2 separate regions of the Homo sapiens genome follow, and region 1 is linked to region 2. Evidence: read pairs that join two places in POLR2A ChIA-PET (ENCODE). Cell type or tissue: Caco-2. All regions are shown on one strand. Links, peaks and the distances in the headings refer to the core of each region. The heading gives the core; the rest is flanking DNA. Region 1 overlaps YEATS2 (YEATS domain containing 2). Region 2 has its middle 28 kb from the start of KLHL6.

What was found. ChIA-PET counts read pairs that join two places held together with the same protein. Peaks named below come from ENCODE experiments on the same cell type or tissue, not always from the same donor. Only the 100,000 strongest peaks of a DNase experiment are listed, where the experiment ranks them.
Region 1: POLR2A ChIA-PET joins it to region 2 with 6 read pairs; 6 of 35 experiments call an interaction of 5 or more read pairs at or near these places.

The regions. Positions count from the first base shown.
Region 1 is chr3:183,703,939-183,709,319 of GRCh38, forward strand. The region is part of intron 1 of YEATS2 (YEATS domain containing 2); the gene reads left to right. Among named protein-coding and RNA genes, the nearest start is that of YEATS2, 8.8 kb to the left of the region's middle. In Caco-2, for the core only: no CTCF peak of the experiment used is centred there; no DNase peak of the experiment used is centred there.
Region 2 is chr3:183,581,233-183,586,613 of GRCh38, forward strand. No RefSeq gene overlaps it. Among named protein-coding and RNA genes, the nearest start is that of KLHL6, 28 kb to the left of the region's middle. In Caco-2, for the core only: no CTCF peak of the experiment used is centred there; a DNase peak (open chromatin) is centred at 2,289.

The DNA of each region.
Region 1 (5,381 bases), core at 123-5,122, 120 kb after region 2:
TCACCTGAGGTCAGGAGTTCAACCCTCCCTCTACTAAAAAAATAAAATAAAATAAAATAAAAAATAGCCAGATGTGGTGGTGGGTGCCTGCAGTCCCAGCTACTTAGGAGGCTGAGGCAGGAGAATCACTCCAACCTGGGAGGCAGAGGTTGCAGTGAGCCGATATTGCGCCACTGCAATCCAGCTTGGGCAACAGAGTGAGACTCCATCTCAAAAAAAAAAAAAAAGCTTCCTAAAGCTTCAACAGTAGACTTGTGTAGTACAAATCCCCTTCGTTCTAGATCTCCCCACTTTGGTTTTAGGATTTAGCCTTTGTTCGTTCTGCTTGTTTCTTTTTCTGTTGCTGGCAATAAAACTTTCCAGTTATGATGCATTATGCTTTTAATACCCTGCTGGATTGGATTTGTATGTGTATTTGCAGTGAAAGCTTGTTTGCCATTTTCCTCTGATGGTGACTTTTGACCACATTTCCATAGGTTTGGAGATACTGTGTTCTCGTTAGTTTTTAAATAGTCTGTTACTTTAGTTTTAATTTCTTCTTTGAGTCATGAGTTATTAGAAGAGTGTCTTATTTTCCATATCATGGTGAGCTAATATTAATTTTTATTAAGATCAGAATGTGGCTGTAATATTTCTACATTTTGCAGTAATTTGAGACTTTCTTCATATCTTACTGTATGATTTACATTTTATGAACTTTTTTTTTTTTGAGACAGAGTCTCACTCTGTTGCCCAGGCTGGAGTGCAGTGGCGTGATTTCGGCTCACTGCAACCTCCACTTCCTGGGTTCAGCAGTTCTCCTGCCTCAGCCTCCCAAGTAGCTGGGATTACAGGTATCCACAACTATGCCCAGCTAATTTTTGTATTTTTAGTAGAGACGGGGTTTTACCACATTGGCCAGGCTAGTTTCAAACTCCTGTCCTCAAGTGATCCACCCACCTTGGACTCCCAAAATGCTGGGATTACAGGCATGAGCCACTGCATCCGACCTTAATGAACTTTTATAGATATTTTTAAAAGATTTTTTTCTGTTGGGTTCAGAGTTGTGTGTATTTGTTAATTCTGGCTTGTTAATTACCAGATATATATCTATATCATCTTTTTTGTTTGTTGTGTTTGTTTTGTTTGAGACGGGGTCTGGCTCTGTCACCCAGGCTGGAGGTGCAACGGCGCGATCTCAGCTTAACTGCAGGCTCCATCTCCTGGGCTCAAGCAATCCTCCTACCTCAGCTGCCCAAGTAGCTGGGAGTACAGGTGCTTGCCACTACTCCTAACTAATTTTTGTATTGTTTGTAGAGACAGGGTTTCACTGTGTTGCCCAGGGTGGTCTTGAACTCCTGAGCTCAAGCGAGTCACCTGCCTCAACTTCCCAAACTGCTGGGATTACAAGCGTGAGCCACCACGCCCGGCCTATCATCTGTATTTTTATAAATTGTCTTAATCTTTTAAATTTTATATAGAGATGTGTGATTTCTTAAACTTTCCTTTTTCTGTTTGTTGTATGTATTTTGATACTATATTGTTGGATGTATAGTTTAAGATGTATTTTTGTGATTGTGCCTTTAATAACATCATCTTTATCATGTTATTTTTTTTGCCTTGAATTCTATTATTAATATTGCCTTGCTTACTGTCTTTTTGTTTGCATGTGTCTGTGTATAATAACTTTGTACATTCTTTTAAACATTTAGCTAAAGAGCCTTTAAAGATGTAGCAATATCAACAAATAGATTAATGATGAAAACTAATGTAAGGTAGTAGTTATGTTCCCTGTGGTCATTTATATTTTGGCAGATATTTTAGTTAATCCTTCATTTATGGCTGGGCGCAGTGGCTCACGCCTCTAATCCCAGCACTTTGGGAGGCCGGGGCAGGCAGATCACGAGTTGAGGAGATCGAGACCATCCTGGCTAACATGGTGGAACTCCATCTTTAGTAAAAATGCAAAAAAATTAGCCAGGCATGGTGGCGGGCGCCTGTAGTCCCAGCTACTCGGGAGGCTGAGGCAGGAGAATGGCCTGACCCGGGAGGCGGAGCTTGTAGTGAGCCAAGATCGCACCACTGCACTCCATCCTGGGTGACAGAGCAAGACTGTTTCAAAAAAAAAAAAAAAATCCTTCATTTATTTTTCCAGATAGTAATATTGAGCACTTCCAGGAACTTTGGAGGGAGAAGGTAGGGAGAGCTGTGTTGGATGGGGCACGGTCAAGGAAGGCCCCTGATAAGGGGGAGATTTCAGCTGGAATCTGATTAAGCTAACCTAAGAAAAGAGCATTCCAGATAGAAGGAGCCATGATTCCAAAAGCTCAAAGGAAAATTGGGAGTATATTTGAGGGATAGAAAACCAACCTGTCTGGATCTTAAAGATTAAGGATGGAGAGGGAGACAGGGCGCAGTTCACATCTCTTAGGTCATGTTAAGGAATGGAAATTTGTTCTAAATGTTATGAAAAGCTATTTGAAGGATTCAAGCAGGGGATGACATGATCAGAAAAATATTCTTATTGTCCTTTTCTAAAGTGAGGTATAGTTTACAGACAGTGAAATACAGATTTTGCGTGTACAGTTGGGTGTTTTTGCAATTGGATATACATACCCATCTAACCTACACTCTTATTAAGATTAGTGGAGCACTGTGGGAGGCCAAGACGGGCAGATCACCTGAGATCGGGAGTTCGAGACCAGCATGACCAACATGGAGAAACCCCGTCTCTACTAAAAATACAAAATTAGCCCGGCGCGGTGGCGCATACTTGTAATCCCAGCTACCCAGGAGGCTGAGGCAGGAGAATCGCTTGAACCCGGGAGGCGGAGGTTGCCGCGAGCTGAGATTGTGCCATTGCACTCCAGCCTGGACAACAAGAGCGAAACTCTGTCTCAAAAAAAAAAAAGTTAGGTGGAGCATTGGTAATCCAAAAATCTGAATCTTAAATGCTCCAAAATCTGAAACTTCTTAAGCACCAACATGATGCCACAGTGGAAAATTTCACACCTGACCTTGTGACTGGTCAGTTAAAACATAGTCAAAACTTTGTGTTATGTTTTGAATTATTTAAAATGTTGTATAAAATTACCTTCAGGCTCTGTGTGTAAGATATTTATGAAGCGTAAATGAATTTCATGTTTAGATTTGGGTTCCTTCCCAAAGATATCTTACTATGTATATGCAAATATTCCAAAATCCAAAACAGTATGAAATCTGAAACAGTTCTGGTCCCAGGCATCTTGGGTAAGGAATACTCAACCTGAATAAAATATTTCTAAGAAAAAAGTCTTCATTCCTCTTCCCAGTCAGTCCCTAACACCAGCACCTCCAACTATGATTCTCATTTCTTTCACTATAGATTAATTTGTCTCTTCTAGAACTTAAGTGGGATAATTTAGCTTGTACTCTTGTGTTTGCCTTCTTTGGCTTGCCATAATGATTTTGAGGTTCATTTCTGTTGTTGCCTGCATCAAGAGTTCATTGAGTATACCACGATTTGTTCGTCCATTCCTCTGGTTTGGACTTTTGAGACATTTTTGAAATGTCATTGGCTAATGGAAAATGGATTGTAGAGTCTTATTCAGATATTTAATAAAGGAACACTGGTTGTCTTGTTTACAAAAGAGAATGTATTTTCTTTTAAGACTGTAGAAAGGACAGGGCCAGGAACTATGAAATCATTATCAGCATCTTAGGAATGCCTGTCTGTATGGAAGCAGATAGAAAATGATTGTACTACTCCCCTTCCCCACCTATTTTTTTTTTTTTTTTTTTTTTTGAGACGAAGTCTCACTCTGTCACCCAGGCTGGAGTGCAGTGGCGCAATCTCGGATCACTGCAACCTCTGCCTCCCGGGTTCAAGCAATTCTCCTGCCCTGAGTAGCTGGGATAACAGTGCATGCCACCATGCCCAGCTAATTTTTTGTATTTTTGGTAGAGACGGGGTTTCACCGTGTTGATGAGGCCGGTCTCGAACTCCTGACCTCGTGATCCACCCGCCTTGGCCTCCCAAAGTGCTGAGATTATAGGCGTGAGCAGCCAGCATGCCCGGCGTCCCCCTCCCCAACTTTAAACCAGATGGGAAGTCTTGAGTGAGAGCCCCAAGTTCAGTGGTTCTGATATTCAAATGATGTGAGGCACATAGAATTATTGAGATGATACCTCATATGATATATGGCAAATCTTTCAAGTGTCTAATTTATCAGATTTTACTCCTTTCTCCTCAAGAATTGGCCACTTTTTTTTTTTTTTTTTTTTGATACGGAGTCTTGCTCTGTCACCAGGCTGGAGTGCAGTGGCACGATCTCGGCTCACTGCAACCTCTGCCTCCTGGGTTCAAGCAGTTCTCCTGACTCAGCCTCCCGAGTAGCTGGGACTACAGGCACTCGCCACCACATCCAGCTAATTTTTGTATTTTTAGTAGAGATGGGGTTTCACCATGTTGTTGGCCACATCTTATATGATGTGTTTGCAAAACACAATGGTAGAGTTCTAGGACTGGCTTCTGGGGTTCTCCATCTTCCCTGACTCGAGAGCTAAGACCTCGAATTTCCAGTGACTGTACATTACATCATCTTTATGGTTTTTATTATACAATTTTCTTTTCAAAATTATTTTTCTCTTGGGTTTTATTTTAAAGTATAAAACATTAAATGTTTTGTTTGGGGCCAGGGGTGGTGGCTTACAAATCTCAGCACTTTGGAAGGCCAAGGCCAGAGGATCTCTTGAGGCCAGGAGTTCAAGACCACTCTGGGCAACATAGTGAGACCCCCGTCTCTTTAAAAAATAAAAAGATTAGCAGGTATGGGCACACACCTGTAGTCCCATCTACTCGGAAGGCTGAGGCAGGAGGATCACTTGAGCCCAGGATTCCAAGGTTGCAGTGAGCTATGCTTGTGCCACTGTACTCCAGTCTGGATGGCAGAGTAAGACTCTGTCTCTAAAAAAATTTTTTTTGGCCAGGCGCGGTGGCTCACACTTGTAATCCCAGCATTTTGGGAGGCCGAGGTGGGCGGATCACAAGGTCAGAGATTCGAGACCAGCCTGGCCAACATAGTGAAATCCCGTCTCTTCTAAAAATAAAAAAATGAGCTGAGAGTGGTGGCACACACCAGTAATCCCAGCTACTCAGACAGTTGAGGCAGGAGAATAGCTTGAACCCAGGAGGCAGAGGTTGCAGTGAGCCAAGATCATGCCATTGCAGTCCAGCCTGGGCGACAAAAGTGAGACTCTGTCTCAAAAAAAAAAAGTTTGGTTTTCTTTTTGGTTTCTAACCTTTGTCAAAAACTCAGACTTGGTTATGTTATTTGAATGGATATGGTATGTTTTAATTGATGGCATTTACTTCTATAAAGCTTTGTTTTCTTGTGTTACTTATGGAAAAAATCATTTATTTT
Region 2 (5,381 bases), core at 291-5,290:
CACTTTGGGAGGCCGAGGCAGACAGATCACAAGGTCAGGAGTTCGAGACTAGCCTGACCAACATAGTGAAACCCCGTCTCTACTAAAAATACAAAAATTAGCTGGGCATAGTGGTGTGTGCCTGTAATCCCAACTACTCAGGAGGCTGAGGCAGGAGAATTGCTTGAACCGGGGAGGTGGAAGTTGCAGTGATCTGAGATCGTGCTACTGCACTCCAGCCTGGGTGACAGAGCAAGACTCCGTCTCAAAAAAAAAAAAAAAAAAGTCCCTTTGCAAAAACATCCAGAACTAGACATATCTCACTACCCATACCCTACCCAGGACACCCTGGCCCTGCTTGTGTCTCTCCCTCCTTCTCCTTTCCCATCTTTTCAGTCACCACCAACCCCCAAGTGCAAATTTGCCTTAGGATTTCAGATGAGCCATTCAGCTCCTCCTCCCCAAGTTACCCAGGCTGGCCTTCAAGCAAACCCTTCAAGGAACAAATGGGCTATTTATTCATTGAGCAGAGGCCTTGACTTCATAGCTGTTTTTCTCTAATGTTCATCCTCCTGAAAGACAGCTGCCATTTCAAAGAGCCATTGACTCTTTGCTTTTGCTTTTCTGATGATGATACAATGAAAATCAAGCACAATGACTTTCTTCGTCATCTTCCATAAACAGTGGAAACTGTCCCCCCGCCCAACCTTTCTATTGCAGGTGCCTGGCCTATGGTAAGTGCACTCAGCTTTTCCAAGCTTAGAATAAACTGCTGAAATTACAAATTGGCAGGTGGTTTGGCCCTACTGGTTTATAGTGCTAGCTACTTAGGTTTAAAAATGGAAAGGGGGCCAGGTGTGGTGGCTCCTGCCTGTAATCCCAACACTTTGGGAGGCCGAGGTGGGTTGCAGTGAGCTGAGATTGAGCCACTGCATTCACTCCAGCCTCGGCAATAGAGTGAGACTCCATCTCAAAATAAAAAAAAAAAAAAATTATATATATATATATATATATATACATATATATACATAAGCAGAAAGGGTTTTAGTTTAAAATCCTGGTCAGACCAGGTCACAGCCCAAGGTCTGGCAGGCCCCATTTGGTTGACAAGCTCTGTATCAGCCTGTCTCAGGAGTGCTGCTGCCTGGACATTGGGCAGCTTACAAACAGGGCAAGTGGCTGGCTTTGTTTACCCTCATGTCATTTTTGGCTGGACAGTCATTTTGCTCTTTCCTCTGATCCTTCTCTGCCCTCCCTCCCCACACATCGAAAGCCAAAAGGGAGCAGATTCTAATTTTCTACATTCTCTGAAAAAATCAAACACTCACTTTCCATGTGTGTATGTATATATACACATTCATACACATATATGCACATATGTATATGTATGCATACATATGTATGTTTGTGCATATACATACGTTCATAGACTCCTAGAGTTCATCATAGTAATATTCAACCTTGGACAGCATGTTAAAATCACCTGAAGACAGTTTTTTTGTTGTTTTTTTGTTTTTTGAGATGGAGTCTCCCTCTTGTCACCCAGGCTGGAGTGCAATGGCGCGATCTTAGCCCACTGCAAGCTCTGCCTCCCGGGTTCAAGTGATTCTCCTGCCTCAGCTCCCCGAGTAGCTGGGATTACAGGTGCGCACCATCACGCCCAGCAAATTTGTGTGTTTTTAGCAGAGACTGCTAGTCTCTGCAGTGATTACAGAGTGCTAGTCAAGTCTGACCAGTAGCAACATAACAGCATCATCTGGGATGCAGAGTCTCAGGCCACATCCCAGACCTACTGAATCAGAATCTGCATTTTAACAGAGCCCAGTAATTCGTGTGCATGTTACAACTTGAGAAGCCCCGATCTAGTCAAGCTTTCATTTGGCAGATGAGGCCCAGAGAGGCTGAGTGATTTCAGGGGTCATGCTGTTAACTGGAGACTCAGATAGGACTGGAGCCCAGATCTCTTTACTGCTATTTCCATCACATTATCATTGTTCAGATTTAGCCAATGGTTAGATATTCCTCAAAAGTTTGTCATCTTTCTCAAGTTTATCACAGCTCTCTATGATTTCCTCTGTTCACACACACAAAAAATCACATTTAAAAAACATTTAAGGTTTTATTTTCTGCTGGTAGAGGACAAAATGATTAGATGGCATGACAAAAAAAAATTGAGAAAGGCATCACGGATAGATATAAAGAAAAGATGGAAGACATTTAGCAAAATGATTGCCACCTAATTTGTGGATCAGGAGACTGCAGGGCCATAGCTGATCTTGATAAAGAGGACAAAGTCTGCCTGCAATCTAGCAAGTGTGCCTCTTGTGACAGCCCAGAACTCAGCATGGGTGAGACACCAAAGTCTTCATCTTGGACCTGAGGAGATCTAAAAAGTGGGGCAGGTTATTTATAGGCTTGCAAGTTTCATAGATACGTTTGGTGTGAGAATAGTCCACATTTCATTATCACACATCATGGAAATGAAAAAAAAAATCCTATAGATCCATAGAAGACAAAGTTTTGCAGTCAGGGAGGCAGACTATGTCAGGAATTCGATCAATCCTACACTTCCCCAACCCTAGGAAACTGAGGGAAGCCCCTCCCACCAGGTTCCAGGCTCAGCCTTCCAGCTGCGCACCCTGTGCAGCTACTTTAAGCCCTCACACCCACCTCCAGAGTCACACCAGCCCCACAGGGAAGGAAACCCCCTCACAGATTTGCTATCCACAGCCTTCATTTGAAACAGCCTCTTTGGCCATTCCTCACACTTTCTTTCATTCTGTTTACGCTGCTTGTTTTGGGGGGTGATTTTGGCTCTCCACCCTGGCCACATGGCCTCAGGCTGCTTCAAGCAAACAGCCCTCCCCCATCTGACCTGACTGTGATCCTTGTACCCTGGCTCCACTCCTGTAAGTAGAACTATCTCCAGTCCTGAGAGTGGCATCAGGCCACCTACCATCAGTCCCAGGCCCAGGGGCACTCCTTCCTGAGTCCCTTGTCCCACCTTCTTAACACCATGGAAGCACCTTCCCAGCATTACTGTACCCATAAGGCTGCTGAAAGAAGAGGCCTCAGCCTTGGAGACCGAGAGCTGACTGATGCCATAGGGCTGACCCCAGTCGCTCCCTGCCCTGAAGCCTTTGCTGGGGTATTTTTCTGGCATATTAATGCAGTTTGTAATGTCCCAGCTGTGGCTCTGAGAAGAGGCGGAATGAATGGTGTTTTTGGTTTGCTGCCAGACGAGGGTGATCCGCATCCAAGGACACGTTCCTTATGTGATAAACACTGCTCCTCTGGCCATCTCTGGCAATAGTGAGCTCAAATAGCAGAAAACTCGTCTGTGAATGGCAAGGATTGCTGAAAAGTAACTCTCTGCCACTCCAAGGGGATATGCTATCAGGGAAAATACCCCTCTGCAAAGACATGCAGAATCTATGTTCCAGCCCCTTGGAGGCCTGCTCTCAGGAAGCCAGCTGGAAGCCAGGCCCAGACTGGGGCTGCACCAGAGAAGGAGGCAGCAGCTGTTACCAGATAATTAAAGTTAGGCCAAGTACAGATGAGTTCAGGAGGCTGATGTGAGAGTCAGGGTCAGGCAGGACATGAATCAGCTCAGGCCTGTAAAAAACCATTAGCTGTCAACAAAGGACAGGAACAGCCTATCTAAGCACTGTTCAAAGGTAAGAAAACTCTTAACTGTAGGGACATAACGAGTCTTCCTTCACAGAGCACCAACACCAGATCCTCTCTCTCACTCCCAATTGGCTTCGACTGGAGTCTGTTTTGGAGATACTGAGGAATCCCTGTGTCTCTTGTTATCAGATAATTTAACTAACAGGAAGCTCTTTTTCCTAGCTTGTGACATGATGAATGGATCAATGGGTGACTTCGTGAATAAGAGAGGGAAGTAGAAACAGGTGTACTCTATGGATAGAACCAATAGCAAAGATTTTGTTTAAGGACAGTTGGACTTATCAAACTGTCTCTAGAACCATACTGACAGTGAGTTTCAGGAATGCCCCAGTGAAGCTAGGGGTACAATCTTCATAGACTTCATGGACCAAGGGCAACAGTCATAACAACAGCAATCAGTTAGAGAGTTGAGAGTTAAACAGTTAGAGAGTTGCTGCTATGGTCAAGAATTGTGTTACATGCTGTATTAGGATTCTTGCTGCTGAGTAAAAAAACCCAGCTCAAATGGACACATTGGATATCAACCTTTACCAAAATTCATTTGAAAATAAACTTTTTGTTTTAAAATATTTGGTTTCTCTACAAGGCTCAAATCCTCTAAGGTTTATAGAGATAGGAGGAGAAAGGTAAGACAGACTTTGCATTTTATCATGCCTATAAAGTGTTTTAGCATGCTGAGTTGTAAGCCAAAAATCTACCACCATAACGATCATACCACTATTTGTTGGGTCCTTTCCATGTATCAAACCACTGAACCCAAACAACTTTGCAAAGGGTAATTTTGTCATAGACGAAGATTACGGTTCAGAGAGGTTAAGCAAATTTCCCAAGATCATTAAGCCATACGTGACAGAGATGGAATTTGAGCCCAGGTGTCTCTGACCCCCAAAGCCCATGTGTTTTCCACCATAGCGTGTTGGTCAAATAGTCATTGGCGTCTATTGCTATTTGCAGTTTGAATTTGGTTGTGAGGAGGGGATGGGGGTTATAAACACACAATGGGGCCAGGTGCGGTGGCTCACGCCCGTAATCCCAGCACTTTGGGAGGCTGAGGCAGGCAGATCACGAGGTCAGGAGATCGAGACCATCCTGGCTAACATGGAGAAACACTGTCTCTACGAAAAATACAAAAAAATTAGCTGGGCATGGTGGCGGGCACCTGTAGTCCCAGCTACTCAGGAGGCTGAGGCAGGAGAATGATGTGAACCTGGGGGGGCGGAGCTTGCAGTGAGCTGAGATCGTGCCACTGCACTCCAGCCTGGGCAACAGAGCGAGACTCCATCTCAAATAAATAAATAAAAATAAAAAATTAATAAATACACAATGATATCCCCAAATTTCTCATTGTTTCTATGGCTCACAGAACCTCACCCAAGACACCGTGGATCTTCTATTAGTTGGGTGTGCACGAGACATTTTTCAGCCTTAGGAGGTCTTGAGGGCTCCAGTGTAGGTACATGCTCTGATTGCAAGGAGGGAGGTGTCCACCTGTGCCCTCTGCATGGAAGGGATTGTCACTCTGTATGGCCATCAAAGGGTGGAATGCTTAAAGTATTGCCCTTCTTGCCATTCTAGCAGGATTTTCTTGGAGAGGGGCTGCCCAAGCCTTGAGAAGTTTTCTTATCTTTCATCTTCTAACTCAAAAGAAAACGAAATGAATTTCTGTTAACATCTAGTGTCCCCTGGCCCTGAACATTCTCCTATCCTTCTCT